Linked DNA regions of Mus musculus: regions 1, 2, 3, 4 and 5 are each linked to region 6. Evidence: chromatin loops called from intact Hi-C (ENCODE). Cell type or tissue: heart. All regions are shown on one strand. Each heading gives the region's core, and the rest is flanking DNA. Links, peaks and the distances in the headings are about the cores only. Region 1 has its middle 4.5 kb from the start of Cox5a. Region 2 has its middle 6.4 kb from the start of Gm46115. Region 3 has its middle 39 kb from the start of 4930430J02Rik. Region 4 overlaps Ppcdc (phosphopantothenoylcysteine decarboxylase). Region 5 overlaps Gm39343 (a long non-coding RNA gene). Region 6 overlaps 1700017B05Rik (RIKEN cDNA 1700017B05 gene).

Region 1 (4,856 bases), core at 567-4,566, 260 kb after region 6:
TTATGCTCAGCTTCTTTGAGTTTGAACTGTAGGGGATTTTGTTGCTGAAGCTGTAGGCAATGGACACAGTAAGTTTTCTCACGACCTCTAGTGAAAACTATGACAAAAGAACAAGGAGTATTTGTCAAGGTATCTGCTATCAAAATGCCCATCCCTACACGGAGGGTTTATTTGCTGGGTTGTGTTAGCAGGTATTTCTGGTGTGTCAATCAGAGAGGCTTTAGAAAAATTTAGCTTGTGATACTTCTTCTCTGGGCTTCAGCCTTCTTAGCTGCAAAATAAATCCCGGATCACTGAAGGAAGAAAGCAGATGATAACACTAGGCTATCTTGGCTCTTTTAAAAGTTTGCCTGAGGACTTGGCAAGATGGCTCATTGGGGGATGGTGTTAGCATCCAAGCCTAAAGACCTTGGTCCATCCCTGGACCCTGATGGTGGGAAGAGAGAACTGATTACCTCCGTCTGTGCTCTGACCTCCATTCACTCCACACCATGCACATGCCCACCCCAATACAAAGCAAATGGAATTTTTAAAAATTGAGGGGGCTGGAGAGGTGGCTCAGAGGTTAAGAGCACTGACTGCTTTTCCAGAGGTCCTGAGCTCAATTCCCAGCAACAACCTGGTGGCTCACAACCATCTGTAATGGGATCTGATGCCCTCTTCTGGTGTGTCTGAAGACAGCTACAGTGTATTCATAAAAATAAAATAAAAAATAAATCTTTTTTTAAAAAATGAAACATGTCTTGCTATATAGCCATAGCTATCCTGTAACTCAATATATAGAGCAGGCTGTCCTTGAATTCACAGATTTCCACCTGTCTCTGGCTCCTAAATGCTGGGATTAAAGGCATAATCCACCATTCTTAGCTTAATTTTAAAATAAGTATCAGGAGCTGGAGAAATGGCTCAGTGGTTAAGAGCACCAACTGCTTTTCCAAATCTCAGCAACCACATGGTGGCTATAACCATCCATAACAAAATCTGATGCCCTCTTCTGGAGTGTCTGAAGATAGCTACAGTGTACTTACATATAATAAATAAATCTTTAAAAAAAAAAAAGCCAGATGTGGTGGTGCACGCCTTTAATCCCAGTGCTCGGGAGGCAGAGGCAGGCAGATTTCTGAGTTCGAGGCCAGCCTGGTCTACAAGGTGAGTTCCAGGACAGCCAGGGCTATACAGAGAAACCCTGTCTTGAAAAAAAAACATAAATAAATAAGTAAATAAATAAATAAGTATCAGATAATAAGTATTATCTGAGGTGTTGTTTAAAAATACAAGTAGCCTTGGTTGAATCCAAACGATTGGGATTTAGTTCTCTCAGGAGTAGGGATAAGGTGTAGTTTAGTGGCAAAGTACTCGCTTAGATGTGAGGTCCTGGAATTTGGTTCCCACTACTGAAAAACAACAACAACAAAACTAAGTCTACTCAGAAAGACCTGGGAATATGCATGTTAACAAAACCTCAGTTGATTATTCTCTGAGTAATAGAGTTGTGTTTACATTGGCAAGAGAGATAGCATTAAATCACCTTTCAACCGAATTTAGCAGTTCACATTTGAAATATAAACATTTATTGTGTGGTTAGGAGAATGTGAGTTCAGGTCTCCGAGGGGGCCAGGGGCATCAGATGCCCAGGAGCTGGAATTACATATAGTTTTGTGAGCTGCCTGGCCTGGGTGCTGGGAACTGAGCCCAAGTTTTCCAGAAGAGTAGTGCATGCCCTTAAACATGTCTTCAGCCCTGAGTTTTTCTTTTAAACATTAAAAAACATATATTTGAGCCGGGCATGGTGGTGCACGCCTTTAATCCCAGCACTCGGGAGGCAGAGGCAGGCGGATTTCTGAGTTCGAGGCTAGCATGGTCTACAGAGTGAGTTCCAGGACAGCCAGGGCTACACAGAGAAACCCTGTCTCGAAAAACCAAAAAAAAACAAAAAACAAAAACAAAAAACAAAACAAACAGACAAACAAACATATATTTGAGTATGTATGTATGTGCACCTGTATGCAGGTGCCTACAGAGACCAGAAGATAGCATCTGAGGTCCTGAAGCCGAAGCTGCAGGTGGTTGTAAACCATCCGATGTGGGTGTACAGAGCCAAACTCAGCCAGCTCTCTTCTCTGCAGAACCGTGTCTTTTCAAATCCTAATAAAATTGTTCTCTAGCTTAAAACAAGTTTTCTTTTTTTCTTTTTTACTTTTTCTTCTTCTTTTTTTGTTTTTTTTTTTTTTGGGGGGGGGTGTTCGAGACAGGGTTTCCTCGCTGTCCTGGAACTCACTCTGTAGACCAGGCTGGCCTCGAACTCAGAAATCCATCTGCCTCTGCCTCCCAAGTGCTGGGATTAAAGGCATGTGCCACCACCGCCTGGCTAAAACAAGTTTTCTTGTCAGGGATGGGACAGACCTGTCCGTATACCTGTAATCTCAGCACTAAAGTGACTATAAAGCAGGAGGATTGGGAATTCAAAGCTAATCTAGGCAACAGAGCAATACCCTGTTTTTAAAAGCAAATGAAACGGGCCAGCAAGATGGCTCACCGGGTAAAGGCACTTGCCACCATGCTGACAACCAGAATTCAATCCCTGCAGTTCACATAGTGGAGGGAGAAAGCCACCTCCTCCAAGTTGCCTCTCATCTCCCCACTCTTGCCATGGTACACACATGCCCACGCGTGCGCACGCACGCACACACACACACACACACACACACACATTTTTAAAACCCCACAATCTATAAGGATAATTTTTTTAATCCCTTTTCTTCACTTCCAGCTCTTTTTGTTTGTTTTTTCAGTCTTGTGGTGGTGGTGGTGGTGGTGGTAGTGGTAGGTTTGGTGGTTTTATTTTGTTTGCTGTTCTGGGATTGGATCTAGGGCCTCATATCTGCTAAGCAAGCAGCCTTGTCATGGAAGACACCACCTGCCCTCACTTACAATTTGATACACATTTCCGGAGAAAAATTCATTGTTGTAGAACAGCTCTCAGCTGCCCTCTACAGGTCATTTTGGGAGAGACAGGCTCTGAGCTCAAGGAGAGGGAAGAAAAACCTTGTGTGTTTGTGGTGTGTGTGTGTACACAAAGCTAGGTGCTCTAAGTCCTGTGTCTGAGTGGAAGCTGAGGGAGTAGAATTGGTTCAGACAGCACATCACTACAGAGACCCGGCTTTCATGTAAACGTGCCTCTATATACTTATATGGATAGTGCAACCTTCATACTAGAGCAGCTGTTTTGGTAAGCAGTCTCTCAGAAAGTTAAACGCTTGCTGCACGGCTCATATAATGTTTTAGATGTATGTCCAGAAGAACTGAAAACATCTCCCCCCGCACACACACACACACACACACACACACACACACACACACACACACAAAATGTGTACATGACTGCTTCCAAATGTGCTGGTGGACCATCCAGAACAATGTTAAGTGACAGCGGTAATATATTCTTGTCTTGCCTCTGGCTTTCAAGCTAAAAGCTCTCAGGATCTGTAACCATGAAAATTATGCTGACACACAGAATTGAAATAGATCAGAACATATTAAAGCGTAAGCGTGAATATTCAGAACACTATTCATAAGAGCTCCACAATGGAAATAGCCAGCTGACCATCAGAGGAGGGAAGTTTTGGGCCAGCAAGACAACTCAGTGGAAAAGGTAATTGCTTCCGGATCTAATGATCTGGGTTTGATCCTACCCCCAACCTCTCCACCTAGCCCCACCCTCACCCCCTCATCTACCCACTCTCCACGAAAGGAAGAAGAGGGCTGACTGAAAGTTGTCCTATGACCTCCATGCATGCTGTGACACCCCTCCCCTTTATGAATAAATGTAATTTAATTTTTTTCAGCTGGTATGGTGATATAATACCAAGGGGAGGAATTAGTACAGATTGATTTTATGTTATGGGCTAAATAGTGTTCCTCCAAAATTCCTATGTAGAAATCCTACTTAGTACCATAGTATGTGGCAGCATCTATAGATAGGACTTTAAAGAGGTAGAGGTAGTTAAGACTGGGTGTAGTGATACATGTCTTCAATCCCAGCCCTTAGAGAGACTGAGAATAACTGAAGTTGGAGGTCTCCCTGGGTGATACAGGGAGACCCTGGATCAAAGGGAGAGAAAAAATAAGACCAAAACAAAAACAAAAAACAAAAAACCCAAAAAACCAAAGACCACATTATATGAGTCCTTTTATGTGAAATATCCACAGAAGGCAAGCCTTTTGCTGTGTGTGGTAGCACAGGCCTGGAATCCCATCTTACTTGGGAAGGTGAGAGGCAGGTGAAAAGTCTGACAGGGCTACAGAGTAAGTTCAAGGCCAGCTTGGACAATGTAGTGAGACCCTGTCTCAGTAAAAATAAGTGTACAGAGCTGAAGGTACAGCTTAGAGTCGACATGCTTCCCCAAGACTCGGGGAGGGATAAAAGGAAACATACAAGCAATCAAAGGGCCGGAGAGATGACTTAGCTGCTCTTGAAATGGACCAGAGTTCTGTTCCCAGCGCCCACCTGGCATCAGATCGCAACCATCTGCTTCCCCAGTCCTGGGGATCTGATGCCCTCTTTTGACATGTTGGGTGTGCATGTGGTACATATGTATAAGACAGACAAAACACTCCTACACATCAAATCATTTCTTGTTTTGTTTGGGTTTTGGGGCTTTTGGTTTGGTATAGTTTTTCAAGACAGGTTTTCTCTGTGTAGCCACGGCTGTCCTGGAACTCTCTCAGACTCAGAGATCTGCCTGCCTCTGCCTCCCAAGTGCTAGGATTAAAGGTGTGCACTGTCCACCCTCAAGCCCAGCAAAATAAAAAAACTTTATAAAGCTATAGTAGCAGAAAGGCAGTCAGAAGTTCCT
Region 2 (4,856 bases), core at 448-4,447, 51 kb before region 6:
TTAACCCTTTAGTGGTAGAGCAGTGGGTACTCTATCAGCAGTGGCCCTCCTCACAGTGGAGGCAGCCTCTGCTGCATCCTGCTTATGGACAGCATGGACAGTCTGTAACTGTCTTTGATGACATTGTTTCAGTACCTTTATCAGGATCTTTTCCCATAAGTTCATGGCTATATCTGCCACATATGGATTAACCTTCCTACCTGATCTTCCAGTCCTATACATTTTTTTTTTTTTTTTTGGTTTTTCGAGGCCCTGGCTGTCCTGGAACTCACTTTGTAGACCAGGCTGGCCTCGAACTCAGAAATCCGCCTGCCTCTGTCTCCCGAGTGCTGGGATCAAAGGCGTGTGCCACCACGTCCGGCACACTTTTTTTTAAGATTTATTTATTATATCTAACTACACTGTAGCTGTCTTCAGACACTCCAGAAGAGGGCACCAGATCTCATTACAGATGTTGTGAGCCACCATGTGGTTGCTGGGAATTGAACTCAGGACCTTTGTAAGAGCAGTCAGTGCTCTTAACTGCTGAGCCATCTCTCCAGCCCCCCAGTCCTATACATTTAATCAATTTTAGAGTTTGTATTACCTGAGACAATTTCCCAATCCCTAGTTACTGTGCAGATACCTTTTGAAGTGGCCAAGCTGGATTCCAGGGATCTTGTGAAATTATTATTACATCTGTTCCAGTTGTCCACTAGACCTTCAATCTCAATTCCATCTAATTGTTACTACAATTTTGGTCTCTCATCATTTATAGCAGTTTGCCGAAATACCTGTTGTCTAGTACTTGAATCCTCTTGTTTTATCTGTTGTAGCTACACCATCTTGATTGAATGGTTTAGTTAAGTTTGGAGCAGCACTGTCTGTCATAGTAGGTTTTAATTTTTCCAGTCGCTTTCTCAGTCTCTCCTTGGCTGATAGGGAACAAATGGCTCTTGTTTTTTGTTGGGGCCCAAGCAAAGCCCCTTAGACAGTTTTCTGACCATAAGGAATTGCCTCTAATATCTCTGGATGAACTACATTCATAAGCGTTGTGTGCCCATCTTCTGCATCTTTTACATATTCCAGGGTTATCATTTTTAAAAAATTTGTTTATTATAAAATGTGAGTACACTGTCTGCAGGCACATCAGAAGAGGGCATCAGATCCCATTACAGATGGTTGTGAGCCACCATGTGGTTGCTGGGAATTGAACTCAGGACCTCTGGAACAGCAGTCAGTGCTCTTAACCTCTGTGCCATCTCTCCAGCCCCCTAGGGACATTCATTAGAGAAAAATGTATCCTGTTTGCTCACAGTCCTTTAGGAGCTGGCTTGGTTCTCCACAGCCATAGCATTGGACAGCCTGAGCTCTCATATCTTCTGCCATTGTCTGTCCATCCACAACTAAATTGTAAGCATTACATCCAATATCTGAAGTAGTTTTAATCCACTCATAAATAGGTACAGATCGGGTACCAGAGATGGCTCAGTGGTTAAGAGCACTGACTGCCCTTCCGAAGTTCCTGAGTTCAAATCCCAGCAACCACATGGTGGTGGCTCACAACCATCTGTAATGAGATCTGACACCCTCTTCTGGTGTGTCTGAAGACAGCTACAGTGTACTTACATATATATAATAATAATAAAATAAATCTTTAAAAAATTGGTACAGATCTGGCTCTTAAAGATCTAACAGTCTTTTTGCATTCAGCATTAGCTTTCTCAGAAGCAAAAGACTCAATTATTTCTCTAGCATCTGTATCTGATATTGCTCTATTTAGAGCTGAAGTTAATCTTTGTTTTTTTTAAAAAAAAAAAGAAGTCAGCCAAAGGGTTTGTCTGAACCCTGGGTTATCTTTGTAAATGATCCAGATCATTTTCCCTTGTTCAACCTTGTCCCAAGCATTTAAATGACATTACTTTAAGGTGGCATCAAAAAAAACATAATTTGTACTCTAGTTCAGAATATTAACCTCCACCTAGCAACTGATCCTTGACAATATTAATATCTCTAGTTTGATTCTGTTGCTCCATAACTGAAGCCTCATCTGTCTACCATGTCAGCCACCGTAGTTGAGGGCCAGGTTCTAACATGGATGACATCAAATCTCTCTAATCTTTTGGAATTATACAATTTTTGCATGGCCCAGTTATTATCTGTTTCACGTAGGGTGAATGCATGCTATAAGACATTATTGCTTCATTAAGTCTTTTTAAGTCTAGTATTTCTATAGGCTGCCAGCAGCCAAATACTTCAAGCCAGTATGATTTCTCTCTCCTGGAGCTACTTCTCTTACAGTAACTGGAAAATTAGTTGTGGGTTTTCTAATGGGCCATCCTGTAGGTGGCGCCGTGGGCTCAAGATTGGATTTGTCTGAAGGTTTCTTTATTCTTATCTACAGGATCCTCTAATCTCTGTTCTATCACTTTTAATCTGGAATTCCATTTCTCAATCTTCTCCTTATCAAAGTCTGCTTTATTCTGATCTTTCCTTAAAGAGAGCATTGAAAATTGTGGTCATTACCAAACATATATTTCTATGCTGATATATGAAATAAAATTATACCGGGTCCACTTGCCCTCTGCCATTGTATATTCCACATCTTAACAAAATATATTTTCAGTTTTAATCTAATTCTCTCCTTCCTTCAGAGACTTGACTTTATTATTCTCAAACTAAATATTTCCCTTATTTCAACAGCAAAGTACACTTCTAACTGTTTCTACTTGTTTCTTTTACTGCTTTCAAACTTAATCCATTACCAGTTCAGAAGCTTGAGCCTGCAGCTTCTCAGTCAGACAGCAAATTCCTGAAAGTTCTCTCTCCGTGGGGCAGCAAGCTCCTCAAGCTAGCAGACACACCTTCTCACAATAACCGCAGTAAGTATTTAATTAACGCTTGCTTCCAATTTGGTTCAAAATTTTGGAACTGGTCTTTCTATCACAAATTTAACAGTTCTCTTCCCCCTTTCCTACTATACATACTTATGTGTGTACATGTATATGTATTATTTTATATATATAGTATATTACATATGTGTATTATATATACATAAATGTATAATATATGTATATTTTGAAGTATTTTGTATATTGCATATATTGTGTGTGTGTGTGTGTGTGTGTGTGTGTGTGTGTGTGTGTGTGTGTGTGTGTTTGGAGAAGGACATAGATCAGGTCACATGGGCTTCGCCCTCAGGATTCCAACTCTTGATAATGAGCAGTTAAGCAGTTCTCATAACCTTTAGGACAAAGATACATTGTATAACAATTTATGGCTCATCTTAAGTTACCAAAGACCAGTTTTCCTAGTAGATTTAGCAGCTGAAGTATTAATAATACTTTTCTGCGATGGTATAATTATAGTTTAGTAGCCCACTACAGTGTGTGTACAGATAATCTTAGTTTGCTATAACATGCCATGTATGTTATTTGGATTCAATTTTTTTTTTTAGAAAAATAATTTTTAAAAAAGAGTAAGTATGAGGGGGAAAGTTTTTTTTGAGGATTTATTTTTGGTTAAAAAGGGTTAACAAAGAGATGGCTCAATGGTTAAGAGCACTGACTGCTCTTCTAGAGGTCCTGAGTTCAATTCCCAGCAACCACATGGTGGCTCACAACCATCTGTAATGGTGTTTGATGCCCTCTTCTGGAGTGTCTGAAGACAGCTACAGAACTTATATACATAAAATAAATAAATGAATCTTTTTTTTTAAAGGGGTTAATGAGAATATTTTGGATAGCAGTGGATTTTGTGTGATTAAAAAAAAGGGGGGGGGGCTGGCAAGATGGTTCAGCGGGTAAGAGCACTGACTGCTCTTCTGAAGGTCCTGAGTTCAAATCCCAGCAACCACATGGTGGCTCACAACCATCCATAATGAGATCTGGCGCCCTCTTCTGGAGTGTCTTAAGACAGCTACAGTGTACTTACATATAATTAATAAATAAATCTTTAAGAAAAAAAAAGATATTGTCCTAAGAATGAAAAATAACAGATGTCAACAAGACCATGAAAGCCTGAAGCCAGCTCACAGGTCTAAGTTACACAGGTTTATGGGATATGACATAAGGCTGGTGTGTGTTTGATGACTGAGATTTAACAAAGTCTGACCTGAAGATGTATGTCTAATTTAGCTGTAGACGCAGAGCAGAGAAACTCCATTTGGTTGCTAGGCCACCATCTTAGTACCTAATGACTCTTAGTACCTAAAGACTCAAAGTTCCAGGAGGATGAGTTAGCTCCCAGAAAACAACCCTGACTTAGTGCCCCCCACCCAGGAACACAAAGTGTCAACCACCTACCCTGTGGTGAGAAGACTATGGCCGCCTTTGGCTTCTATAACTTACTTATGCTGACACCCAAGGATCCTTTGGGGTTGCCCTGACAGAGCAGGCTTGTTTGCTTGAGTAGGTAGATATTGATGGTCTTCTTGTGGTTTTGCCTTTTAAAACCGTTCCCCATACCTCTCTCTCCTTTACGACATGCCTGAGACTTGGTTTTACGACTGTTGTCCTGCCAGCATCGAATCAATAAATCTTTTAAGTTAGGATTGGATTGAGTCTGTGGTCTTTTTCCCAGGGATCTCAGACTCCACAACAAACCATTTGGAGAAAGTGGGTTATAACAAAAAAAAAAAAAAAAAAAAAAAAAAGAGCACTAGGGAAACCAGGAATGTTAAACTCGGGAGGAGGGGGCCTCATCAACAGAGGGGATTCCCTGGAAAGCTGGGAATGGGTGTAGTTTATCTTTGCTATCTGTAGAGCCAGGTCTCATTTGAATCCCCAAACTATTATGTTTATCCCAGACTCTTCTGAGTCCTGAGTATTCTTTTTCAGTCAATAGGACCCATTCTTATGAGAGAGGTCCCTTGTACT
Region 3 (4,856 bases), core at 477-4,476, 92 kb after region 6:
AAAATTATACAAATCTCTAGAGAGGCCTTTGGTGGTGTTTGTTTGTTTGTTTGTTTGTTTGTTTGTTTTAAAGATTAGTCTCAGGTGTGAACAAAACTGTATCAGACTCTGGTGCAAGACAGGTGTTGATAAAGATCTTGGCATATGAAAATGCAAATTAGACCATCAAACCTGCAGGCAGCACCCATGGATGAGTGCATAAAGGATATAATCAGTTGGTTCTAACTTGTACCATGCTAACATCATCTGTCAAGATATAGCTAGAGATCGCTAATATCAAAGTTCCTGGTGCTTCAATTGAAGAAAATATGACCATTTGCAAAGAGAAACTCTGACCAAAACACTAAAGGTTTGAGGACTCAAAATGCCCAGTACTTTGCCCTGGAAAAGTAAACAAGCCATTCCTAGCAGCAATTTCTAACTATAAGCCAGAAAGAAGGCCTAGGCTTCCAGAGGTGTGCAGCCAATGTGGCAAGGGCAGCCATTGGACTGATGAGTGTAGGTCCAAGAGAGTCATCCAAGGTAATTTCTTGCTATCAGGAAGCAAATGGGGGACATAGTGTGGGGACCTGCAGCAAAACGTAGGAGCCATTTCCAACAGCAGCAGCTAAGAGGCACTGAATTATAGAAAATCTTTGGAATTAAATCAGCCTATATACTATAAGGATGTATTAATATCAGAATGGAAGCTTGTGAAAGTTTTGTGTTGGAAATTCAGGTTTGTTTATATTTCCATAGGAAAGGAAAAGCTGAGGATACCATCAAAACTACTAAGGATTAGAATTCAGTAGGAAAGCTCACCAGAAAACCCTGGCCACTGATCTGGAAATGCCTCTATTTATAATTTCTTGCTAAACACAGCACAATGAAAGGCTTAAAACGGAAGAGGGGTAATGTAGTGAGAATTTTGGTTTCTTTAACTAACACAGGAATATTATAAGAATATGTTTTCATTTTAATCCCAGTTATGGGATATGGAGTTGCTTCAGACTGTCCACAGCAGTTGATGACGATTTGCCTCGAGTTCTTGCAGGGGTGTGATGTTTGGAATTCTGGGAAATTTTCAGAGGGTATATATATATATATATATATATATATATATATATATATATATATCCTAGAGCCTCAAGAGGCAGGGTTAGTGGTGGTAGGTTAGTGGTTGTGGTTTGTTAAGTAGTCATGCACAAAGAAGAAACAACAAGAAGAAATTAGCTATCCTGATGGTGAAGATCAAACTTGTCCCCCAAAACACTCTTAGTTGGCAGGAAGTAGTCCAATGATAATGTCATTCCTCTTTTACTCTACTCTTTTTGCTCTCTTATCTAATGTTAGGGGGTTGAAAGGATGGAATAAAGAAGAACCCATAAAGTAGCAAATGAGCAGCTATAGGGCTGATAAATGGTTGCATATGCACTGTAAACATATAGAATTCTTTACTGTCATTACTCCCTAACCATAGTATAACAGCTATACACATAGTGTAAATGAGGGCCCAGTGAAACCAGTGAACTAGACCCAGTCCATGGATGGAAAGAAAGGTTTACTGGGAAATCATATTACTAAGGCCATGGGTTGGGGTAGAGAGAAGAGCAAAACAGTATAAAAGCATGCAGATTTTGATTCAACAGGCAAGTCTTTGAGTTGTTGGGACTGACCAGGAACTAAATACCCTTGTCTGTGATAGTTGACCTTTGGGGCTGATTAAAGGGAACCCTGGTAAACAGAAACCCACTTTATAAGATTCACTTTTCTGGTAAACAGAAACCCACCTTTAAGATTGTTTATCTCATAACAACCCTGTTAGACCAAGTCCTTTTGTTTAGGACACTGTCACCAGCACTGCAACTTAGAGAGGTGGAGCAAAACCTAACATATAGTGTTTAGATCATGTTAGGTATTATAGGCAGTCTAGAGGGGTGGGGCTAAACCTAACACACAGTGTTAAGATCATGTTAGAATTATAGGCAATCTAGAAAGGAGTCACAATTATACAGGAGGCAGGTTATATGCCAATACTATCCTATTTTAGACTAATCACGGTATCTATAGGGATTTCAAGCTGCTCCTTTAGTGATTGGGGAACAATTTAAAGGTCCTCCCTTGAAAAAAAAAAGGGGTAAATGACAACGCTACCCTCTTCTGGCATTCATAGGTATTGCATAAACATGGTATACAACATACATGCAGGCAAAACACTGTTGTGCATATAACTAATTAATTAGTTTAAAAAGGTAAGTTCTACAATCCAAGACCTCAAAAGCCTGAAAATTCTATTTCAATATACAAAGTATTCAGAGGATGCAAGAGGAGTTTGCAGCCCTCATGGTGCCTAAAAGCAGCAACAGTATTTACAAGTGAAGTTAGGGTTTCCATTGCTGTGCAGGCACACCATGACCAAGTCAAGTCTTATAAAGAACAATATTTAATTGAGGCTGTCTTACAGGTTCAGAGGATCTGTCTATTATCAAGGCTGGAGCATGGCAGGATCCAGGCAGATGTAGGGCTGGAGGAACCAAAAGTTCTATGTCTTGATCCAAAGGCAGACAGGAGGAGACTGTCTCCCACATGGCTAGGAGGAGGATCTCAAAGCCCATGCCCACAGTGACACACCTACTCCAGCAAGGTCACACTTCCTAATAGTGCAACTCCCTGGGCCAAGCATATTCAAACCACCACATTCCACTCCTTGGCCCCCATAGGCTTGTTTAAACACATGAATCTATAGGAGCCATGCCCAGACATAGCATAATGCAAAATATATTTATTCTAATTTCAAAGTTCCCCATAGTCTATCACAGTCTTAACAGTGTTAAAATTCCAAAGTTCAAAGTCTCTTCTGAGATACATCCAATCACTTAGCTGCAATCCCCTATATAATAAAAATAGAAATGTAGATCATATACTTCCAACATCACAGGATATATATTAGCATTCCAAAATGTTATAGTGAGGCAACACTGGACCAAAGGAAGACCAAAAACTAGCTAGGCAAACTCCAAACTCAGCATCTCCATGTCTACTGTCCAATTCCTCTCTGCTTTGTTGGCTGCAGCACAATTCTCTTTGGGGACTCCACTCCATGTTAGCAGCTTTCTTCAGCAGATATCCCATAGCTCTGGCATCTCAAACATCTTGGGGTCTCCAAAGCAACTTCAACGTTACAGATTTTTTTGTTGCAATGTCTGAGATTCACACATAGTCTTCTGGGCTTCTCCAAAGGACTTACATCACTTCTCCAGCTCTGCCCTCTGTAGCACTCTAGGTCCTGGTTGACTCCACTTCCCTGCTGCTGCTGTTCTTGGTTGTCATCCCATGGTACTGGTATCTCCAATACACTGGAGTCTTCCACTGCAACTAGGCTTCACCAATAGCCTCTCATAGACTCACTTCATGGTGCCAGGCTGAGCAAGTGCAGAACATATTGCCATTTGAACAGGAAGAACTGGCTTCTTTGTGGTACCAGGTCTGCAGACAAGATCTTGCAGCTTTAGTTTTTAGTCTGGTTGGTACATTGGTTTCCTTATCTGATGGACACTTGGTGTTCAGTCATCAACATAGAATATACACCTCTTTGCGCAGCTATCAATATTTCTAATGCCATCTTACTTTGTTGGACTCTCTTCCACATTGGGTGATTTGATAGTTAATCCTCGCTGTCAAGTTGACTAGATTTAAAGGAGGCTGATATGGCTGTCTCCTGAGAGGCCCTGCTAGAGCCTTACAAATACAGAGGTAGATGCTTGCAGCCAACCATTGGCCTGAGCGAGGGGTCCCCAATAGAGGAGTTAGAGAAAGGACTGAAGGAGTTGAAGGGGTTTGCAACGGCATAGGAAGAACAACAATATCAACGACACCCCCCTCCCCCAGAAAGCTCCCAGAGACTAAGCCATAAACCAATGAGTGCACATGGCTCCAGCTGTATATGTAGCAGAGGATGGCCTCATCAGGCATCAATGAGAGGAGAGGACCTTGGTCCTATGAAGGCTTGATAGATGCCCCAGTGTAGGGGAATTGAGGGCAGAGAGGTGGGGGTGGGTGGGTGGGTAGGTGGAGAAACACCCTCATAGAAGCAGGAGGAGGGAGGATGGGATAGGGGATGTGATGGTTTGTATATTCTTGAGCCAGGAAATGGCACCATTTAGAGGTGTGGCCTTGTTGGAATAGGTGTGACCCGGTTGAAGTAGGTGTGTCACTGTGGGTGTGGGCTTAAGATCCTCAGCCTAGTTGCCTGGAAGTCAGTCTTCCACTAGCAGCCTTTGGATGAAGATGTAGAACTCTCAGCTCCTCCTGTGCCATGCCTGCCTGGTTACTGCCATGCTCCCACCTTGATGATAATGGACTGAACCTCTGAACCTGTAAGCCAGCCCCAATTAAATGTTGTTTTTATAAGACTTGCCTTGGTCATGGTGTCTGTTCACAGCAGTAAAACCCTAACAAAGATAGGGGGTTTCCAGGAGTGGGGGGAACCAGTAAAGGGGATAACACTTGAAATGTAAATAAAGAAAATATCCAATTAAAAAAGAAAAAAGAAAGAAAAAAGAATCACATAAGAGACACTTCTGGGTATATCTGTGAGAACATTTCCAGAGAGTTTCACTGAGGATGGAAAATCCAACCTGAATGTGGGTGACTGGGCACCACCTGAACACAAGGACAGAGCAAGTGGAGCTCAGTGGTTATCTCCCTCTGTTTCTAACTGCAAGTGGTCCTCCCTTCTCCCTAGGGTAACTGGCCACCATCCCATGAGGGTAAAGGGAACAGAGTCGACGAATGGGGTTTCAGACAGCCCATAGTGTGACTGAGATGACAGACTTATCTCTGGGATCAGTTTCAGAAAGACAGTTCAACCTTATTCA
Region 4 (4,856 bases), core at 552-4,551, 170 kb after region 6:
AAGGGATCTCTTTAGCCCCTTCCCAGTATGGCCAGACTGAATAAATCTTTTCCACTTTTTACTATTACGGTCTTGTTGTTGTAATCTTGCTGAGGATGGCTTCCTGGGGCATGGACTGTGACCTGCCCTTTGGTAACACCCTGCGGAGTGCTGCACAGCAGTAGGAAGCGATCACTTCAAGCGATCTTGCAGTTCCAGACCACTGCAAGAACCCATGGAGGCTGCCCCGTGGGCGTGCCAGAGCTGTGCACAGAGATTTCAGCTTGTTTTCAGTTTTGTTCTGAAATCATCAACAATACTTACTACAGTGGGCATCCTCGTACTCGGGTGAGCTTTTGCAACCATGGGATTTAACTCTGTGAGTGAAGTGAAGGCTATTGAGCGTTTACACTTTTTCTATATATTGACAAGCTGTCTGGAGAGGCAGAATTTATTTCATATACCTATGAGCAAGGTCCTCCTTTCTCGTTTTCAGCCCCAAGTGTCTTGATAGATATGCTAGAAACTTATCTTTCTTGTAAACCCAAGGACTACCACAACTCCTTCTGTGGGGGATGTTCCCTTTGGTGTTCAGTCCTGCTCCCACTTGCCCTGAAAAGCAACTATGGTGTCTGTCTTGTTTCCACCACACTGGTCTGAAAGGTTCAAGCCGGACTTCCTGCCAAGGTGTAAAATCTGAGTTGACAACCTGGATGGCATTGCTGTCCAAGTACATGACAATTAAAGATTTGCAAAACATCCTCCTGGGTGACCTCTGTCCTGGTCCCTTTTGCTGTCACATCTAGAATCTTCTAACACCAGTGCCAAAGAGATGCTCAGGAGAGACCCCTTGTCTACCTGCCTCCTCTTCACTGCGTGGATAACTAAGGCTGAGAAAGGAAACACAAACAGAAGTAAACTTGCTCAGGGTCCCAGGGTTGTGAAACCTCTATGCCTCCTCCTTCTTGTCTGTTTTCAAGACTGGCCTCACACTGGATATGTAGCTGAGGATGGCCTTGAACTGCCAAGTCTCCCGCTTCTGTCTCCCCTGTGCTAGTACTACAGGCTTGCACTAGCACACTTGGTTTGACGTGGGCTGGAGATCACAATTTCCAGGCCTCTGTCCCTAGCAGCACGCAGTCAACCACCAGAGCCACATTTCTATTCCTGCAGCTGAGGCTGACCCTTAAATCCTCACCCCCTGGTCCCAATGCTCGGCTTACAGGTGGGTTACAGTAAGAACTGTCCCTCCCGGTCCTGTAGGCACACTCCTCTGCCTCACAAAAAGGCTCCTGGACTCCTTTGCAGGTGACTTTATGTATACGGTCATCAGCTAAGGCCAGCACTTATCCCCGCCTCACTCTGATCTCTCTGGCCTACCTGTGGTGTGATGGCACAGCCTCCAGGTCTGAGGCTCTCCCAGGACACCCACACATGCTGCCACACTAGCTGTATGTGTGTAGAATGGCTAGCTACCCACAACCCACGCCCAGGTGCTTACTGCCCATTCATAAGCTGACTGTCCTCAAGTGAACTGGGGGAAACCTTGTTCACATGAATGATTGCCCCAGCAAAGAGCTGAGGGTGACTGCTCCAAGGGACCAAGACCCTGATATAAAAGGGGCATTGGGAAGCCCAGTCCCCCAGGGGAGCAACTGAAGGGAGGAGTACGGAGAAGGGAGAGAAGTGTCCATCAGACAAGCTACAGGCTACGCCCACAGGGCATTACAACACCTCGGAGCCCTACAGGACAAAGCTTGGTTCAGCTAGCGGCCGACCTGCAGAATGACGGCCTGGGGACCCTCACAAATGCAAAGGTTGTCATTCCAGGGGCTTCTCCCGTGCTGGTGTTTCAGCAGTCTCAGTACCTCAAGCCGTGTGCTGGCCCAGAGGCCCTTACATATAGCAGAAGAGAAGTGCCAGGCAGGAAACACACACTGTTAAGTGCTCCCACGTGTCAAGCCCTGTGCCAAGTTGCTGTCTAACTGTGCCATCTGCCCTCCATCTCCACACCTGGGGGATGGGCAGGAGGAATCATCCCTACTTGGAAACAAGAAAGGCCAGCTCTCCAGAGTAAAGGGAAGGAGAGGCCTCCACAGGTCAGTGCCCTCTGGCTGCCTCACTTGGGCTCCAACCCTAGCCAGAGAAAGAACGGGCCAAGGCCTGTTCCAGACACAGCCTGTCCTCCCTCCCAGGGGCCCAGGCTAAAAAAGCCTGGGGTAGGTGGAGCCACTACTCTGCAGGCAGTCCTTTCCTCACACCCCCACACATGCGTGGGCTAGGAGGAAGTGGTGGTGTTGCCATTCCCTTGTGCTCTGAGGCTGCCCATCTGTGTCCTGGGATAGGACTCCCTACCCCCATCCTCCTACCCGGAAACTCACTTGCTCTGGGGCTATGGGAAAACGAACTGTTTGAGAGACTCTCTCCCCAGGGGGCAGTGACAACGTCAAAACCCCTCTCCAGGCCTTCTGCCTTCCAGGCTCTATCTGATCAGCTTCTGCCAACAGCTCTGGGGCACATGAAGCAGAGGGCAGCCATGAGAGTCTCCCTTCTCCTGACTGTGGCACGGTTGGCATCTTCATCACTTATTTTAGCCTGCGGGCAGGGAGGGACTTAAAGAGAGGAGGTTCATTCTCAGTAGAAGTTTATAGAAAGAAAAAAAACAAGCCTTTCCAGTCCCAGACTGGAAGGACCCACAGCAGTCATCTGTGTGAGAGAAGCGCCCTCTGTTGGACATGCAGGATACAGCCACCTAGGTAGCCCCACCTCGGGGGCTATTCAGACACAAGGAAGGAAAAGCAACTTCGGCTGTGTCTTAATGTGTGCTCCCACAAAACTAGTGCTAGATTAACTAACACAAGCAGTGACCAACGCAGCCTCTGGACTATGTCAAATGAGTTTAAATGGAAATAAAACCACCCAGGCTGGAACAGGCAGAGAAGATGTGTGTGAGTGGAGGGTTTGTACAGATTTGAAAAGTGAAGAGAAAGAGCAGTTATATGCAGGAGCCAACCCACAGCAGTGGTCATTGGATGGAACACAGGAACAACAGGAGGCTACGCAGACCCACAGAGGATTCTGGGGAAGGGAAGCATCTACCTGCTGGAGCTGGTCATAGTTCAGTCTTGGAATTTCTGCTCCTGCATCCTCATATATAAAATTAGTCAACGTTGAGGTGGCCTAGCCAAGAACAGAGGGTGAAAAAAAAAAAAATCTCCCATCCCATCACACAGGAGTGGCTTCTGGAGTATCTAAGAACACTGGAAGGAGTTAGGTTTGAAACAAGAGGTACAAGCAGTGAGCAGCCCCTGGGGCTTTCGGTGTGTTAGAAACAAGCAAGGTATCTAACAAGGAGAGAGAGCTGAGCCTCAGAGCTCAGGGAGGAACAAGAGCGGGAGTGGGGGAGCATGGAGTGCTGAGACCCTTCTGCCCTTCAGACCACAGGCTGTCACGGGCCCTCAGGGTCAGTGTGTGGGGTCACACCCTGCCTACACCATCTCACTTAATCTAGCTCCTGCTTATCTTATACACTAGTCTGTCTCCTGTGTGCCTCACTCACCAGCACACACAGAGGATCTCCTTCTATACAGACCAGGATTAAGGGGAAAGAAAATCCCATGCCCTGCAGACGCAGGACTCCTTAGTGCCAGAAGCCACTGCACTCATCTTGAGAAGATACTCACCCCAGGAACGTCCAACAGCTTAGATACCAGGAGAGGCAGCTTCAGAGCGGCCACGCTGCCAGTGACGCCCACAAGAACACGGAACTTCCTCTCCTCTGAGGGGACGGCGGCTGGGCATGGGGCCTTTGGTTCCATGTGAGGTCTGGTGGCTTTCTGGGGGCTGAGGAAGCCTGGGTCTAGAATCTAAAAGAGAAGAAAGGGCATCCTCTTCATTCAGTCACAGAACAAGGGGCATGTGGCATGCCCTAGGCCATCTAAATGCCGGAGTTGCTGTGGGCTTTAAAAGTCCCAGCTTCTGGGAGCACGCGGTATGATGACCAAGTCAGGCCTCCTCTCCATACACTGCTCTAAGAGCCATACCTATGCCATGGCTGCCCAGGGACTGTCTCAGAGACCGTGTCACATAAAGGTACCGTTCAGGCTGAGTCTGAAGGATGAGCACTTTTTCAGGCAAGAAGAAATGACTTCAAATGGAATAACCCTGCAAAGTGCAGAGGTCTGAAGGAGAATGGCATGGCAGAGAACACGGTGTCAGTTATGAGAGACGCTGAAGAGTCCCGAGGAGGGGTAGGAGGGACCAGCCGGGCTGCATGGTCCCTCAGATCTGGGCCAGAATATCAAGGGAGGTGAGAACCTGGTGCTTTGTTGTGAGAAAGCAATGTCGGTGCTGGTGATGTGTGAGAGGGCCGAGACCGGGGGGAGTTACTGGGGTGTGCCTGGCTGGCTGGCTGGTGAAGCAGACAGAGAGGACAAGGTACTTGGATGCCAGTGGATTGGAACCACAGGCAAGGAGAATTCGTCTGGAGCCAGCTCTGTAGCCTGTCCCATCCTTGTGCACCAGGCTGAGTTCCAAAACACAAACTGACTTCTAAGAGTCAAATACGACGCAGTGGGCCACTCCACAGGAGCAGCTGACTGGGTTCCTCCTCCGGCTGATGCTCACATCAGAACCTCTACCCTGGAGGCTGGGCCAGCACACCTCGCTCCATCAGCCACAGTCACTGAGAACCAAACCCTGAGCAGAGAAGTGTGGAAGACAGCACTGCTGCTTTTAGGGACTCTGTGGATGTCGGGATGGCCCTTTTCTCCATGGAACCTTTTCAATGATCTCTCGCGGTTTAGACGTCAGGCCTTTGCCTTTGCTTCTTCCTCTACCAGCAATCTCCCTAAGGATGACCAGATTAACCACCACCC
Region 5 (4,856 bases), core at 564-4,563, 58 kb after region 6:
CTCCCACAAGCGGAGACTATAGGAGCGAGCCACTGTGCAGACTAGCTTTATGTCAACTTGACACTAACTAGAGCTATCTGAGAGGAGGAAACCTCAGCTGAGAAAATGACTTCCTAAGAACAGGCTGTAAGTAAGCCTGTAAGGCATTTTCTTAATTAGCAATTGGTCAGGGAAGGCCCAGCCCATTGTGGGTGGTGCCTCCCCTGGCCAGGTGGTCCTGAGTTTTTTTAAGAAAGCAGACTGAGCAAGTCAGTAAGCAGCATTCCTCTGTGGCCTCTGCAGCAGCTCCTGCCTTCAGGTTCCTGCCCTGCTTGAATTCCTGTCCTGATTTCCTTTGATTGATGGTCTGTCATATGGAAATGTAAGCCATATAAATCCTTTGCTCCCCGACTTGGTTTTGGTCATAGTGTTTCATCGAAGCAAAATAAACTAATTTAGGCAGCCACTGTGCCTAGATATTATTTTAAACTTCTGAATTGTTACTGTTCTTGTAAATGAAAGGAAATAAAACTGTAATTCATGTAATGTATGTTAAATAGCCCAAAGAGTTGTTTCTGAGCTTTGAAACCTGGGGCTGAGAACATAGCAGAACAGACCAGGACATGCAAGCCCATCGCCTCCCTAGCTCCCACCCCTCTGACCTAAGTTAAATGTTACAGGCTGCTGATGTTTAAATGGACCAATCATGTGAAACCGCGCCAATTCCTCCCCCAGCCCCACTCCTTTTCTATAAAAACCCCTAGCTTCCAAGCCTCGTGGTCGAATCCACTGTCTCCTGTTATGTGAGATACGTTTCGACCCGGAGCTCCGCCATTAAAAAACCTCTTGTTGTTACATCAAGGTGTTGTGTTCTATTCGTGATTCTTGGGTGCACGCCGAATCGGGAGCTGAGTGGGGGTTTCCCCACTGAGTTCTTTCATAAATCCTTACTTTATGATGTTGTCTATGAGCCTTTTAATGCTCTGACCATCATGTGGCTGATAGCAGGCTTGTGACGAAATGATCTTAAACCCAGAATACACTGCAAAAGCAAGCTGGAGTGTGCTAAGGAGGTTCAAGCTTAATAGACTGCAAGTTGTCCTTTGACACCACACCTCTCCCTGACCCCAAATGAATGCAATAAAAAAATTAAAAAGCAGCCAGGTTTCAGTAGAATATAGGAAAAAAAAAATAAAGTGGAGCATTGAACATTTCCATGGTAACAGTCCAGGTCATCTTGGCCTGGCTGGGACATCATCTCAGGATCTATTTTGCCTCATTGAAATCAGAAATTCTTCGTTGTGGTGGCACATGCCTTTCATCCCAGCACTTGGGAGGTAGAGGCAAGGTAGAACTCTGTGAGTTTAAGACCAGCCTGGTCTACACAGTGAGTTCCAGGATAGCCAACGCTTCACAGAGAAACCCCTGACCCCCGCATCTTGAGCTACAGTTTCAAGCTTTCACCTAAGGAGATGGCTAGCAATATTACCAACATGACAAAATGTATTGGGTAAACTCAAGTGGATTATTTGAGATTCTCAACTCTCCATCGGTCAAGAATCTGACAGGGAAGCAATCTTCTTGAAACACAGCAAAGTTGTGGGTTGCTCTGTGCATCAGCTGTGTTCAGTGTTAATATGTTAATATGGCATTCAGTATGTTAAGGAAGGAAATGCCTGGCAGGAAAGGGTGACAGAATAAAGCTGGAAAGGCTTTAGATACTAATCTGACTGCAGGTGCAAAGCAAAGGAGGTTGGTCCTTTCACCTGCCAGGTTCTTGCCCACCCTACTCCAAGATCAGAACAGGCAGATATTCAGGTTGCAAACTGGAGGTACTTTATTGTTAATTCCTGAGTAGCCCAAGAACCTGTACAGCTCTGAGAAGTATTAGTTCAACGCTCCCAAAAACATCAGAAGCCATCAAAAGCCATCCTTGGCAGAGCAGGTCTGCAGGTCTGAGAAGGGTTACAGTTTTCCAAGCTTCTGGAAGAGACCTCTGAAGTGAAGTGATGAGTGGTCTACATCTGCCAGCTGGAAAGTGGATCAGGAAGGGATTCCTGTCATCGACCAAGCTATAGAGCCTTGGAGGCTGGGGAAGGAAAAGATCCCCTCTGGGAATCCTGTGGCCAATGACCATTCCTCCACTGAATTCTCAGGCGCTGTGTGTGTCCTCCACCACCGAAGCTCAGATTTACAGGATGCCATCTGGGGCAAGATTAGCTTAATGTGGACATTCAAATAGGGTGAAGAACTGGACCAATCAGCAAAGAGCAGTCAAGCCTGGCAGAGGCTGAGAAGAATTTTGAGCCCAGCAAAATATCTATAGATTTATAATCATGTCCTCAGGTTTGTCTCTTTAAAAACTTCATTTATTAAAATGTTTCAGCAATTCCCTAGAAGCTCCCTGCCACTCCCCTGCATCATTCTTTGTTAGTGTGTCAGCGCGGGTGCTTTCCGTGTTTGAAGCTGCCAGGGGGTGGAAAGCTCTATATCGAGGAAGGAAACTGCAGTTCCTCATTTGATTTGGACCAGCTTTCATGGGACAGGACATATCGTTCTCCAGCACACATTCCTCCTCCTGTTGATGCGATGCGGAGAGTCCCACTGAATGCCAGCATGTATCAGGAAACACCGCCGGAAGGGACAAAAGTGGCTTCAGTCCTAGGAGTGGACAACCAGCCATGACCTTCAGGACACTAAGGAGGAGCTGACTCAGATAAAATTAAAAAGCAGATTCTCTGTTGAACACGCTGGAAAAATTGACAAAGAGCACAGCACACAGTAGAGATAAGGATAAGCCACAAGAAGAGCTCTCACGCAGCAATTTCCTCCAAGGTAAAGCTGTCCGTCTTGGAGCGAAGCTCAGGGAGACACAGATTGCTCTCAAGAGAGATGAAACCTTCCACCCTGTGGGGAAGCCCATTAAGCTCACTGAACAACTCAAAATAGCTTCAGGAAGTTCCTGAAATGGATTGGATTCACTAGACCTCCCTCCCCAAGCATCCAGGAAACTGTAAGGACTGCTCAGAGACTCTCCCAGACTAGTGGGACTGCCTGGAAGAGGCTCAGACCAATGGGGGCACCTAAAAGGACACTGTCCAACCCAGTGAGCTGTCAATCATGCTGGGGTGAGCTCTGGGGATACAGCTGCCTTAGAATCATTCCTGCTCCTGCAAGGAACCCCTCACCCATATACATTTCTGCCAGTAACGACGGTAATACTCAACGGTTCCCCACATTGCACTAAAATGGCATTCTTGGTTTTGTTTCTTTGTCAGTTCCTATATGGGGAGAGTTGACATTTCTTCAGTCTCCCAGGAATAGTGTCACACATTGATAGGTTATTTCTCCGCAAGTAGTAAAATGAGCTAATTCAAGATAGATTAGATTATACTTATTGGAATTATATTTATCAGGTTTATTGGGTAGCTGCTCTCAGGTGGGTAAGTTTACTGGCCCCAAGCCTGAAGTCAGGGAAGTCACCATGGGGAGAGAGAAATGAGAAGAGGGAGAGAAAGTGCTTAGACACAGAGAGAGAAGAGAGAGAAGGAGGAGAAAGGAGGAGAGAGAGGAAGAGACCAAAACATTTAGTTTACATAGGGAAGAGCCTCTGGGGGAAGGGCAGCCCAGCCCCTGGGCTGGACAGTTCAGGGTTGGGGGCAGGGTATGCCAGATAGCACCTGAGGGATGCTGGGAGAACCTGGAGGCCAGGTCTGCTTTGATGTGTAAAATATGCATGTCAGCCCCTTGTCTTGGGTTTCCAAAACCAAACACAGGAGAGCAAAGCAGCGCCTCTGTGAGGAAAGATCAGACTAGCGTGCAGGCAGAGCCTGAAGCAGGCACAGATGACCTTCCTGAGGAAGAAGACCAACGGCATGATGGTAATGAAAAAGGGTGACCAGCTGTGTTGATCAGAGATGACCAAAAAGAGATGGAAGATGCCCTCTTCTGGGCATTGGGCATGTACAAGCTATATATACATGCAGACAGGCAAAACACTGTTGTGGTCTGACCCCATCCCCCCAAAATAGCTGTGACCATTTTGTTCCATGTCTGTCAGCTATTTCATATTATTGCTGTAACATGCCTGCCAGTCATTGACACAGAGAAGTGACTTGGCTCAAGGACATGCTGACCACATTTCCTGTTTTGTTCTGTATATTCTGAATGTTCTGTATGAGGTTTGATAATCTTATGAAATTCCGCAAAGCCTTATGTAGGACCCATCAAATCAAAGGTCAAGATGAACTGTTATATTGGGCTGGTGAAATGGCTCAATGGTTAAGAGCGCCAACTGTTCTTCCTAAGGTCCTGAGTTTAAATCCCAGCAACCACATGGTGGCTCACAACCATCTGTAATGAGATCTGACTCCCTCTTCTGGAGTGTCTGAAGACAGCTACAGTGTACTTACATATAATAAATAAATATTATTTAAAAAATGAACTGTTATATCTAAAATATCTTGAGTCAGAGCTGACCACTGGGCAGCCATTCCTGCACCTACATATGAGCTCACTATAGTTTTTGTGGCTGACACTGAAGAATGCTACTAATAAGCCAAACATTTATGATTATAATAGTCATGCTCTGTTATCTCAATGTTCTGAAATTCTCCTGTTCACAACTTATCTACCAACCCCCTTACCTTACTCAGGACCAATCAGCCTAAAGGTTGGCTGATAACACTTTGCCTAGAAAGCCAACTGCTCCCCTCCTTGACCTTTAAACTTTTGAAAGTGATTTTTCCTATAAAAAGTCTACTTTGAGAGCAGACTAATTGTTAAGAATTGACTGGTTGGGTGAAGGTGTTGGGTTTTGTTGACAAAAATACTAAAGCTGTTATTGTATAGCTGTTCAAAGAATTAAAGGAAAGTAT
Region 6 (4,856 bases), core at 453-4,452:
AGGACGCTCGTTTGGCCTGGGCTGGAGTTGCTCTTTCCTGCAGCTGGGCAGCCACATCTTCTCTTGAGCTTCTGGAGTTGGCTTCTCTGCAGGTCTCACAGGCTCAGAGCAGGGTTGGCTGGCTGGCAAAGGCTGGCATGCTCGCTGGAAGGCACCGGGCTGTGGCACAGGCTGCACACTGTTCTGGGAATGGGAAGGCGGTGTTCCCCCAAGCCCCGGGGATGCCCCATAGAGAGAGAGGTCATCCCTGGCATAAGGAAAACCCAGAGTTTGGGGAACAAAGTCCAGTGGGCACCTTGGAGCAAGAGGGGGCTCCAGTTTGAGCCCTGGTGATGGTGCTGGGAGGGGTGCAGAGGAGTAGGAATAACTGTCTATCCCAAGAGGGGGCATGTACGGAGCCTGGGGTGCCTGTTGCCTCAGGTAAGGGCTGCCCAGCCCCCCAGCTTGGTACGCAGCCCCCTTGTGGGCTCCTAGAGGTGGCAGTGGGAGCAACGAGCCATAGCTTCCCTGCTTTTCTGGATGACAAGATGGAGGGCAAGGCAGGGCCTGTGGCGGTGGGGGCAGTGGATAGTGGGCTGCCACTGCATCCTGGCAAGGTGGCCCTAGGGGCTGTGCAAGTTGAGTCCAAGGACTGGAGGGCCCCTCAGACATTGCTTGCTTTGCATCCCCAGGATAAGGACTGGTGTACTTGGAAGCCAGGAAACCTGTGCTTTGGATAGTTCGATACTTCTCCAAGAATGCCTGGCACGGGGAAAAAGGCAGGGAAGAGTCCTTGCCAGGTCCCCCAGATGGTAGTCCTCGCAAGAACGTCCCATCCAGGGGCTGGCCCTTGCCAGGAGCTGTAGCTAGAGGACAGGGTGGGTCAGCAGAAGGCAGCAGGGGCCCTGTCACCAGGGTCCAGTCACCATCCAATGATCTCTTTGTTCCCCCATCTCCGAGGCAAGTGGAGAGTCCGTAACACAAAGGGTTGCGGTAGACAGGCTTGGGCGCGGCCAGGGGCGGGCCTGGGTACGCATGAGCCTGGGGACCGAAGGGCAGCAGCTCACTTGAGTCTTGTATCTTTTCAGAGCCTTCTGTCGGGGGACGGTAGAGCAGGCAGTTTGTCAGTAGGTTGTCACCCCGGAGTGGGGATCCTGCCACACCAGTGGGGTACAAAGATGGATATGGGGTCCAGGATGCCAACCGCTCAGATCCTGCCTTCGAAGTACCCCCTATGGGGCAGGAGAAATATGCACCTTTGTAATTGCAGGAGTCCTGGCTGCTAGCAGAAAGGGGCAGGCTGTGTCCTGGCCCTGGGTCTGGCTCCAGGCGAGGCAGCTTGCCATACATCATAGGCCCCAGAGGCCCTAGGGGCCGCTTCTCTGCCATTACTATGAAGGTGTCAAGCTCTCCTGAACCCCTGCTACTTGACTTGCTGACCTGGAAGAGAGGAGAGGCCAAGATAGTTAGAACACAGGCCACTCTGACTTGTTGTCATCCGAGACCCTGGCTCTTAGTATTACTCAGCTGAGACTCCGTGCAGAAGTGACACTTGCACAGGTTTCTGACCCTACTTTTTGTTTCTGGTTGTAGGTTTGTTGTTGTTATTGTAGCTATATAAGGCTGGCCTCAAAAACTTGCAAAAGATCCATCTGCCTCTGCTTCCGGAGTGCTGGGATTAGAGGCGTTCACCACCACCTAGTTATAGCTGTAGTTTTTAAGGTATAGAACCCAAGTGAACAAGTATGTGTGCTGTGGCCGTACATACAAGTCTACACTCCACCGTAAGAACCATGTACTAGGGTAAGTCTACACTCCACCATAAGAACCATGTACTAGGGGCCTTGGGGTTCTGGGCAATGCTGGAGTGTCAGCTGCCTTGGCTTTCCTAGGAAAGAGGAATCTATCCCAAAGTCACTAATGAAAGGGATAGGACAAGAAGTTCCTACTCCAAGATGTCACAGGTCTTAAAAAAAAAAACAAAAACAAAAACAAAAAATAAACCTGCCAAGACATGAAATCCCAGCACTGCCTACAAATTCTAGTTTCTTCTAACACTTTATTGATCTGCTTGTCTTACCCAAATCCAGAACCTCAAAGCCAGGTCCCCAGAACCAAACTAGTCTTGATTGGACAGGGCAGTCCCTCTTAAGAGGTGTCTGGGTAACCAAGTAAGGTCAGCTCGCAGCAGGGTCAAAGCTGACCACCAGATGGCGCTGAGGTGCCAACAGGAAGGTCCTTGGCTTAAGGAAGGAGTGTCATCGCCAAGCCTTGTGAACATGATAAATGTGTGTGTACACCAGGGGAGGTGGAAGGCAAGAATCCTAGCTGGCAACTACTTCCACAGTGCTTTAGTGATGGGCAGACTAAGTGCTGGGAGAAACACACACACACACACACACACACTCTCTCTCTCTCTCTCTCTCTCTCTCTCTCTCCCTGGTGCTGTTCCCATTTCCTTCTTTCCTTTCTTCTTCTCTCCCTCTTTCTTTCTTCCTTCCTTTCTTTCTCTCTCCCTTTTTCTTCCTTCCTTTCTTTCTCATGTTTCCTTAATAAATCTAGGTTCTACTTGAAAGAAAAGAATACAGCACAGAGGGAAGTCCAAAGAAGGGTAAGGACCAATGTCCAGTTATCACAGGCACTTTCGTTAAGAAACAGGCATCCCCAATGGCTTATGGGTGGCTCCCTCTGAGGTTTCTCAGTTGGGGTTATCAATGGCCCTCCTCTCCCTCCCCCAGTGAGCACTCCTACCCCCTAAAACTCCCAGTGGCTTAGAAAAGGGTAAATGGGATCAATATTCCTATAAGTAGGTCACAGGTAAAGTGTCACACACTTCTGTCACCAGCAAGCAGGGACCACCTTTCTCCTCCTTTCTGAACAGTGGTCATGACTATAGGGGCTCAGCTAGACCAGCAAGGTGACAAGAAAATGTAAAGGGTGGTAATATGGTCTAGGGAAGGCCCCATCCTGCACTGCTCCATACTTATATGGTTGGTTTTGCTTTATTTTATTTTCTCATTGGGTCTCCCTGTTTCTCCATCTGGAACCCACTATGCAGACCAAAATGGCCTTGAAAGAGATCTACCCGACTCTGCACCACAAGACTCACATGGCTCAGAAGGTACCAAGCCCACTCTATCCTTGGGGAGGTCTGGGTTAATTAAGGGCTGGCTTTGGTCTCACCTCCACCAATGCTCCTTGGGACCTGCTCTAACCACCCCTCTCAAGAGTCCGTCTCTCCAGGGCTCAGCCCAACCCGTGCCCTTTGGCCCTGGAGACTTCCTGAGAACCAGACCCCTGGGACCCTCAGGAGTCTTTGTAGGAGGAGTGAGGGCGCCAAAAAGCCAACCCAAGACTCTGAAAGGTGAGGCGGTGACGTAATGCCCGGCCAGTAGGATGGAAAGCTCCCTCGGTAGAGGCCACCCCCACTGAGAGAGTAGCCAAAAAGAAGGTGCCTTGTTTCCGGATACCAAAGTAGCCTAAGGCGCTTGGGGAAGGTAGGGCCAACAGGTGATCCTACCGTGAAGATGTCCAAGTTCTGCCAGTTCTTAGAGGAGTTCTAACCTCAGCCAGAACCCAGGGCAGGGTCAAGCGCCTACACTCCTGCTTTTCCACGAGGGAGACAGACAACTCCGTGGGTCCATTTCCACGTCACATCCTTGGGGCCTCATGAAGAGCGCGATCCCAGCCAAGTTGAGGCCCGCATCAGTATTCTCTCCGCTCTAACAGATACCAGTCTTCTAAAAACTTTGCGTGCTGAGGTTCTGAGCACTCACTCAACGTGGAGCAGCCCACACTTCTCAGTTTGAGAGAAAGGGTCTCCCCGGATGCTCCGCTCCTAATTTCCCTCTCCCGGCCCCGCCCGTGACCCTCGTGCCAGTGGCTCACAGCCAGCCGGCTTCAGTAGGGAACTGGCGCCCCACCGCCACACCAGGCTTCCGGGTGTCCCCAAGCCTCTCTCTCCGCGCCTCTGCAACGCACGTGCACCCCGGCAGGCTGACACACAGACTGCCGTGGGCCACGCATGCAAAGCTGTTCCTACACGTACATGCATGGCCCGAATCTGCACACATGCCCCCCACTGCCCAACGGTGCCCTTCCTTAGCTCACGTAAACGTGTAAAAAAGTCAGGAGATTCGCACTGGGAACCCCACGGATCGATGCCCGCAGACTGCACTGAGGTCCAGAAGGCTGGGGGGCTGGGGGGGGGGCGGCCTCAAAGTCTGGGCAGCCACCTCCTTCGGGACGATCCCGCCAGCTTGGGCTGTGGCCAGAGAGTGAGTCAAGCAGTGGCTAGGAAACCGCAGGCGGTCCTGTTCCAACAGGGTTCGTCCACGGCCCCGCGGCACCTCAGCGCCCGCCGCCACCAATCCCAACCCCCCACCGCCACCCCGAATCGGCGCCCGGCAATCCGCGTGAGCCTGGCCCCGCGAGAGGCCCGAGGGATCCGCCTGACTCTTCGCCAGCCCTAACGCCCAGGCAGTGCTGTGGCTCCGGAGCTCTACCAGGCCCAGGGAGCATCCAAGTCCTGGCAAAGTCTGGGCAGCGGTATGACTGGGCCCCGTAGTCTGACCGCCCGAAGCCTCAGCACCTGGGCCCCGGTCCCCGCGCTCCGTCCTGGGGCTGGCCGGTAGGGGCGCCCTGGGGCAGGGCCACCCGCCCCTTGCCCACGCGCCGCCCGCAAACTCGGCCCAAGTTTCCGCGCCTGCCGGGTAGGCGAGCTCCTACCTTCAGAGCACCAGGCTTCTAGCGGCCGCCACCCGGAGCAGCCGCGGCATCTTTCAGCGCCGCCTAGGCTGCGGGTCCCTGTCCCGCCGGCCTTGCGCGGGAAGTCGCGGCAGGCAGCTAGCCCAGAGAGACGTTCCGCGCGACCGTTC

The links. Hi-C counts contacts between places; a loop is a spot of excess contacts. Peaks named below come from ENCODE experiments on the same cell type or tissue, not always from the same donor. Only the 100,000 strongest peaks of a DNase experiment are listed, where the experiment ranks them.
Region 1: a loop joins it to region 6, with 2.2 times the contacts of the local background. A loop is called at or near these places in 5 of 42 quality-filtered maps.
Region 2: a loop joins it to region 6, with 2.6 times the contacts of the local background. A loop is called at or near these places in 4 of 42 quality-filtered maps.
Region 3: it touches region 6 in a loop (3-fold over the local background); 23 of 42 quality-filtered maps call a loop at or near these places.
Region 4: a loop joins it to region 6, with 8 times the contacts of the local background. A loop is called at or near these places in 38 of 42 quality-filtered maps.
Region 5: it touches region 6 in a loop (4-fold over the local background); 5 of 42 quality-filtered maps call a loop at or near these places.

What each region holds. Positions count from the first base shown.
Region 1 is chr9:57,514,320-57,519,175 of GRCm38, forward strand. It overlaps a transcript of Cox5a not described here. Among named protein-coding and RNA genes, the nearest start is that of Cox5a, 4.5 kb to the right of the region's middle. In heart, for the core only: a CTCF peak has its summit at 2,999 (motif pointing left); no DNase peak of the experiment used is centred there.
Region 2 is chr9:57,207,167-57,212,022 of GRCm38, forward strand. No RefSeq gene overlaps it. Among named protein-coding and RNA genes, the nearest start is that of Gm46115, 6.4 kb to the left of the region's middle. In heart, for the core only: CTCF peaks have their summits at 2,312 (motif pointing right) and 3,879 (motif pointing left); no DNase peak of the experiment used is centred there.
Region 3 is chr9:57,349,351-57,354,206 of GRCm38, forward strand. No RefSeq gene overlaps it. Among named protein-coding and RNA genes, the nearest start is that of 4930430J02Rik, 39 kb to the right of the region's middle. In heart, for the core only: a CTCF peak has its summit at 2,137 (motif pointing left); no DNase peak of the experiment used is centred there.
Region 4 is chr9:57,431,241-57,436,096 of GRCm38, forward strand. Ppcdc (phosphopantothenoylcysteine decarboxylase) reads right to left here. Exons shown (of 7, transcript NM_176831.5): 3 at 3,663-3,845. The coding sequence starts at 3,797. Among named protein-coding and RNA genes, the nearest start is that of Ppcdc, 6.4 kb to the right of the region's middle. In heart, for the core only: no CTCF peak of the experiment used is centred there; DNase peaks (open chromatin) are centred at 1,331, 2,241 and 3,366; H3K27ac peaks cover 2,472 bases.
Region 5 is chr9:57,315,210-57,320,065 of GRCm38, forward strand. The region is part of intron 1 of Gm39343 (a long non-coding RNA gene); the gene reads left to right. Among named protein-coding and RNA genes, the nearest start is that of Gm39343, 8.1 kb to the left of the region's middle. In heart, for the core only: no CTCF peak of the experiment used is centred there; a DNase peak (open chromatin) is centred at 2,532; H3K27ac peaks cover 298 bases.
Region 6 is chr9:57,257,722-57,262,577 of GRCm38, forward strand. It overlaps 1700017B05Rik (RIKEN cDNA 1700017B05 gene), which reads right to left. Exons shown (of 3, transcript NM_028820.2): 1 at 4,708-4,856; 2 at 1-1,419. The coding sequence starts at 1,368. Among named protein-coding and RNA genes, the nearest start is that of 1700017B05Rik, 2.4 kb to the right of the region's middle. In heart, for the core only: a CTCF peak has its summit at 2,177 (motif pointing right); DNase peaks (open chromatin) are centred at 2,190, 3,330 and 3,900; H3K4me3 peaks cover 2,048 bases; H3K27ac peaks cover 1,749 bases.